2 separate regions of the Homo sapiens genome follow, and region 2 is linked to region 1. Evidence: chromatin contacts called from ENCODE Hi-C data. All regions are on one chromosome and are shown on one strand. The core of a region is the stretch at or near the end of the contact, and the rest is flanking DNA. Distances in the headings are between cores, read along the strand shown. Region 1 holds the start of PTPN23-DT (PTPN23 divergent transcript). Region 2 holds the start of NME6 (NME/NM23 nucleoside diphosphate kinase 6).

Region 1 (3,041 bases), core at 304-2,803:
CCTCTGCTCCAAGCCACAATCACCTGTCTCCTGGAAGACTACAAAAGGCTCACTGATCTCCCAGCTCGCACTTTTGCACTCACTATCTCCAGGCCATTCTCTGTTATTTCTATTGTTACTATTATTATTTTGAGACGGAGTCTCGCTCTGTCGCTCAGGCTGGAGAGCAGTGGCAAGATCTAGGCTCACCGCAATCTCCGCCTCCCAGGTCAAGCGATTGAACCTCCAGCCTCAGCCTCCCGAGTAGCCTATTATTTATTTCTAAAAGTAGGTGATACAGCCATATGATTTAACAATTCCTGCTCTATAGGTCCCCTCTCCAGAGGCAACAGGTGCTCTCCATTCCGTGGTCTCCTTCCAGATACTGTGGGCGTCCCTGGGTGCTCACCTGGCCGTATACCTTCCCCCACCCACTTCCCCACAGGGCCCGGGGCCTCCTCACTCCGCTTGAGACCCTCCATCCAGGCGCTCCCTCCCTATCGTCCGTCTCCCTTGGGCACTGCCCGGCCTCCCAGGCTGGGCTGAGTAGGCCAGTCTCCGGTCAGTGATTCTGTTCCAAAGCTCGAAAGCCTTCGCAGCACTGGGACTGAAACCCCCAGCTCTCAGCCCCGACTCCTTCAGGCCAGGTGCTCCCTCCGCACCCTCTCTAAGGCCCGTTTTCGCGTCATCTCTTTCCAGCGGCCCGCCCGCCACGTCATCTCTACCACAGCACCAGTCCTCCACGGCTCTTGACAATACGTGGGAGGGCAAGTTCATAGGTGAGGTCTCATGCTCTTCCTAGGAGGGAGGAGCGCGGCGGGCGGGACCCGCAGCTGGGCTTGGCCCGGGAGCGGGGAATAAGCTCGCTCCGCGCCTCTCAGTTTAGTGGATGAAGACTACTATCCCAGAAGCCGTTTCGCCTCGGGCTGGCGAGCTCCTCCCCGCCCTACTCCCTCCGCGCGAAGAAGACTGAGCATGCGCAACAGGGACAGCGCCTGCGCAAAAGACTACGCGAGCGGGTGGCTGGGTTCACTGCAACTCCCGGCAGGCCGCTGGCATTTTTCATTCCCTCCCGTGACCAGTGACTTCCGGCACGAAGGGGCGGGGCTGGGCTCGTGGCTGAGCCAGCAGCTGCAGCAGCTACGGGAGTGGCCGGGTGGCCGGCGGGTGCCAGCCGCCATGGAGGCCGTGCCCCGCATGCCCATGATCTGGCTGGACCTGAAGGAGGCCGGTGACTTTCACTTCCAGCCAGCTGTGAAGAAGGTGAGCTTGCCTTCCATCTTCCCCCCTATCCGCCGCGTATCTCCGTCGTCTGCAAGCGCGTGACGCCCCCCTGCGCGCCCATCACCTCCTCAGGCCCGGTCGCAGGGTCCGGTGAGGCCAGGAGGGGCCTTCGCCGGTTTTCCTCAGCCTGTCCCACACCCCGGCGCCCGCAGGCCATTCTTCTCCTCCCCGATAGCCCCGTGCTAGCACCTGCATCTTCATCTGAACCCGGTTCCCGACTTCTGCCCCGAGTCATCCGCTGTTCCCACTGAGGCAGCACACTTCCTCCTTCTGACGCTCGGACCCAGTTCTGCCCCGCCCCTCCTCCATGCCAGGACCGCCCCGCGCGGGAGCGGTGGGCGGCCCTGACCGTGCGGATTCTTTTGCTGCGCCCGGCCCTCGGTGCGCTGTCAAGTCCACGCCCGCCTGGGACAGACACTGGGGATGGCTCAGGGGCGTGTGTTTAAGACGTGAGCCCCGGTGGCCCAGGGAGATGCCCGACCCCTGCGGTGAGGGTTTGTTTTACAATTGCTGCGATTCTGTATGGTCTCCCATTCGGGAGTCTCTTTGGACCAAACAATACAATCCCACGACATTTTTAGGAGGGTTACTGCTTTTCGTAACCGACTGGAGGGCATAAACAGTGTTGTAGAGCTCAGAGAAATCTTACTGTGTTGGAAGAACAGACGGGCAGGTTTGGCGTTGACTAAGGCAAGGAACTTCTGTGGAGAGGTTCAGGTGTGGTGATTGAACACAGGTGCCCTCCGAGACATCCGCTGTATTGGTAGCACTGAGGGCTAGAGCAGAAATGAAAAGGAACAACCAGGAGGCCGTCGCAGGTGGGGGGCCTTGTGGGCTTAGCACAGCAGATGCCAGAGTAAGCCCCAATCTAGATGGTGCACCACTTAGCGAGACGCTTGGGAAGACAAATAGGAAAAAGAAAATGGGTTTGGAAGTAGTTTCCCAAGAAGCTGTCTCCCCTCTAATCGCCATACACCATTGCCTTAGTTCAGACAGTGTTTGAGTCCATCATCTAGCCTCTTGGGGCCAGGAAATGAGGGTAATTGATCCAAAATTCTAGAATTTTGTTAACGGTTATCCAGACGTTGCTCTCTTCTTCATCTGCTGTTTCTTTTTCCTACCTTTTTTTTTTTTTTTGAGACGGAGTTTCGCTCTTGTTGCCCAGGCTGGAGTGCAATGGCACGATCTCGGCTCACCGCAACGTCAGCCTCCCGGGTTTAAGCGATTCTCCTGCCTCAGCCTTCCAAGTAGCTGGAATTACAGGCATGCGCCACCATGCCCGGCTAATTTTGTATTTTTATTAGAGATGGGGTTTTGCCATGTTGGTCAGACTGGTCTCGAACTCCTGACATCAGGTGATCCGCTTGCCTCGGCCTCCCAAAGTGCTGGGATTACAGGCCTTCATCTGCTGTTTCATACAAATACAATTGGATGAATTTTTCTAAGACACAACAGAACTCCTGTTTTCTTTTTCTTTTCTTTTTTTTTTTTTTTTTTTTTTTTTTGAGACGGAGTCTCACTCTGTCACCCAGGCTGGAGTGCAGTGGCGCAATCTCAGCTCACTGCAAGCTCCGCCTCCCGGGTTCACGCCATTCTCCTGCCTCAGCCTCCCAAGTAGCTGGGACTACAGGCACCCGCCACCACCCCTGCCTAATTTTTTGTATTTTTAGTGGAGAGGGGGTTTCATCGTGTTAGCCAGGATAGTCTCGATCTCCCGACCCGTGATCCACCCACCTTGGCCTCCCAAAGTGCTGGGATTATAGGCATGAGCCACCGCG
Region 2 (3,041 bases), core at 310-2,809, 920 kb after region 1:
CTCAAACCATAAAGCCACACCCAATCTAACCAGTACAAGATCAGCTAACCCACTCTCCCTAATGCCACAGGTGGTAACACGTCATTTTCAGCAACTGTCTACAGAGACATCCATGACACCTCCCCTCCCTCACTCTTCATATCCACACGATCACCAACTTCTGGCAATTTTCCCTACCTAATATATCTCAAAACCCATACCATTCTCCCATCCTCAACTGCTACCACCATAACTCTAAGACATCATCATTCCCCTCTGGACATCTTGACAGCCTCCTCTTTGGTCTCCCAGTTTCTGTCCTGCCAACCTCTACAATCTCCACACAGCAGCCAAAGTGAACCACACATGAAAATCTAATCATATGGTTCCCCTCCTTAACCCTTTAAAGGGCACCCTGTTCTTAGAATAAAAACCAAAATCCTTATCACGGCCTCCCAGGCTCTGCATGATCTTGTGGTTCCCCACGTACCTCTCTAGCCTCATCTGGAACCCCACACTCCTTAAGTTTCTCTAGCTCCAACCTCATGGGCCTTTCAGTTTTGAAAGAATTTCTGGCTTGACAGCCTTTGTGTGAGTAGTTTTCGCAGTCCTGAATGTGCTTTCTCTGGTTGCCTCCTGCCCACCTTAGTGATCTTAGCTCACTTCCCGTTACACTTTCTCACAGCTCCTTGCAAGTTCCCTTCAGTTCCGTCTTCACCACCAGAAGGTGTAAGCAGTACCTAGCACACAGCTGGCTCTTAACAGTATCTGAATGAACCAACGAATGCACCTCATCCAGCCATTCCAAGGCCAGGCTGCTAGGGGTTCTCGTGGCAAGAACACGCGGCCTGTAGGGAGGACATGGTTCCTTTACTAACGCAGCTAAGTTGTGGCTGTCTTGACTCTTGGTTTACAACAAACTGACAAGTCGAGAATCCTGTTAGACTTAAAGGTGACTCCATGAGAATTAAAAATTTTAGGCAGGGCGCGGTGTCTCACGCCTGTAATCCCAGCACTTTGAAAGACCGAGGCGGGCGGATCACGAAGTCAGGAGATCAAGACCATCCTGGCCAACATGGTGAAAGCCCGTCTCTACTAAAAATACAAAAAAATTAGCCAGGCATAACGGCGCGCGCCTACAGTCACAGCTACTAGGGAGGCTGAGGCAGGAGCATTACTTGAACTCTGGAGGCGGAGGCTGCAGTGAGCCGAGATCGCGCCACTGCACTCCAGCCTGGCGACAGAACCAGACTCCGTCTCCAAAACAAAAAAAAAGTAAAGCTGTCGGTACACTGCCACCCCAGCACTCGAGGGGGCCACCACTCGCTTCCTGGAGGGCGGCGGCCCAGCCCTGGTCCACCCACGCGCGGCCGGGACCTGCGCCCCTACCCCCGTGGCCACGCCCTCCAGCCCCCCGGGCTCACGGCCTCAACTCTCGACCCAGCCCCCTACTTCTCTAGGCCTGCAACCGCGCAGCCCTCACCCCTCGTACCCGGGGCCTAAGCCCACCCCAGATTCTGGGTCATTCGGAGCCCCAGTGCAGCAGAAGTCCGGCTGCGGGTTCACCTTGTCCTCCGGCACAGGGCCCGGCCACCAGGCGCCACGCTGGATAGCCTGCGGCCCTCGCAGGGTCCTTCAGGCGCTCCCTGGGCAGCCCTGCTCGGGGTCCTAGTCCGGTTGCGCCGCGGCGTGAGGTGAGGTGTGAGTTGCCCTGGAGGGTGGCGGGTTTTCCAGGCGCATGCATTTGCCGCGGACGGGACGAGAGGATGAAGCCGTTCTGGGCGCCGGAACTCGCTTGTGGGAACCGCCCCTCGGAAGCCGGCCTGGGCGCCCTCGGAAGCCGGCCTGGGCGCCCTCGGCGGGAGGGAGTGCTGGGCCGGGTGCTGGCGCAGCGCTACGCAGGGTGGCGGAACCCAGAGGACCGGACGGGCTCGTTCAGGGTGGCGGCCCGGCGGGGGCGATGCCCGCCAGCAGAGACACCGATGGAAACCTTGCCCAGTTATTTTCTTTGCCCAGGGTAGTTCCTGGAACATGGTTGATGCCCAGTATTTGTCAAAAGTACGCGGAGGGCAAAGAACTTAAGCGCTCGATAGCGAAGGCACAGGCCCTTCAAAGTCTTTTGAGCTCTGAGCGATACATTAGCATGAAGGATCGTAGCTAATATGGGGGTTGATGAAGGAGGATCCTTGGCTGGAGCCCAGGTGTGCATAGGGCATGAGGAAAGCAAGTCATAACGGCCTTTCACGTGTCATTAGGAATCTGGGCAGCAGGGTGTGGTTTGGGTTACTCTGGAGTCTATTGACGCAGCCCAGGGTGAGGAGATGAGAACTGGGGGTATTCCTGGTGTGTACTGTGATGTATGGAGAGGATGGGGACAGGGAGAATGGATCGGGGGTCAGCTGTGGCAGGTGACCAGAAACTTGGTGACAGGTTGAATAAAGATGGTTAAAAAAAAAAAAAGTGTTTTGGTTTCTTGGGTTTTTTTTTTTTTTTTTGAGGGAAATCACTGAGAATGAGAAGAATGAAAATAAACGATAACTGTCATCAATGTAAAGACTTACTTGCACATTTAACTGACTTCGGTGTCTGCCTACACAGGTGTTGCCCTCTTGGAAGGTTTATCCCCAACTCATGGCTTCTGTCCCTGCAGCAATAAGAAGCCACTTCCCAATAGTTTCCTGATACCCAGTCACCTTTGGGAACTTACGAGGAAAGTTTTTCCAGTCTCTCCGCAGACCCTTGCATCTCTTCTCTTTTTGTTTAGACCCTTGACCACCACCCCCTATTCTAATCTTAACTCCTCTGCTACTCAGTTCCAATCCTAACCCAAGCCCTAGTCCCTAAATTTATAATCCTTTAATCCTAGACCTGGTCTCTAGATCCTGAGCCCTTGATGCTTATCTTCTAACCTCCTAATCCCAACCTCAAATCCCTAAACCTCAACCCATGAATTCTGACCTGATTCTCAAACCCCAGGCCCCCAACCCTGACTCCAAAAATGACAACCCATTACTTCTCCCTACACGGAATCACTGACGGAGTTGTAGCAACTGAATCTGCAG

Evidence for each region. A loop is a pair of places that touch in the nucleus more often than their neighbours do. Pooled maps may share reads with other maps.
Region 2: a pooled map shows a loop between it and region 1 (13-fold over the local background). The contact joins the promoter of NME6 here to the promoter of PTPN23-DT in region 1. A Hi-C loop is called at or near these places in 2 of 37 single-sample maps with no recorded cell type and 8 of 50 pooled maps.

Annotation. Positions count from the first base shown.
Region 1 is chr3:47,379,939-47,382,979 of GRCh38, forward strand. PTPN23-DT (PTPN23 divergent transcript) reads right to left here and starts at 1,554. Exons shown (of 1, transcript NR_185912.1): 1 at 1-1,554. It overlaps PTPN23 (protein tyrosine phosphatase non-receptor type 23), which reads left to right and starts at 1,083. Exons shown (of 25, transcript NM_015466.4): 1 at 1,083-1,242. The coding sequence starts at 1,159. RefSeq lists enhancers at 469-1,146, 656-715, 886-1,105, 1,147-1,822.
Region 2 is chr3:48,299,808-48,302,848 of GRCh38, forward strand. NME6 (NME/NM23 nucleoside diphosphate kinase 6) reads right to left here and starts at 1,560. Exons shown (of 6, transcript NM_001308426.2): 1 at 1,546-1,560. RefSeq lists silencers at 1,263-1,462, 1,763-1,982 and an enhancer at 1,543-1,672.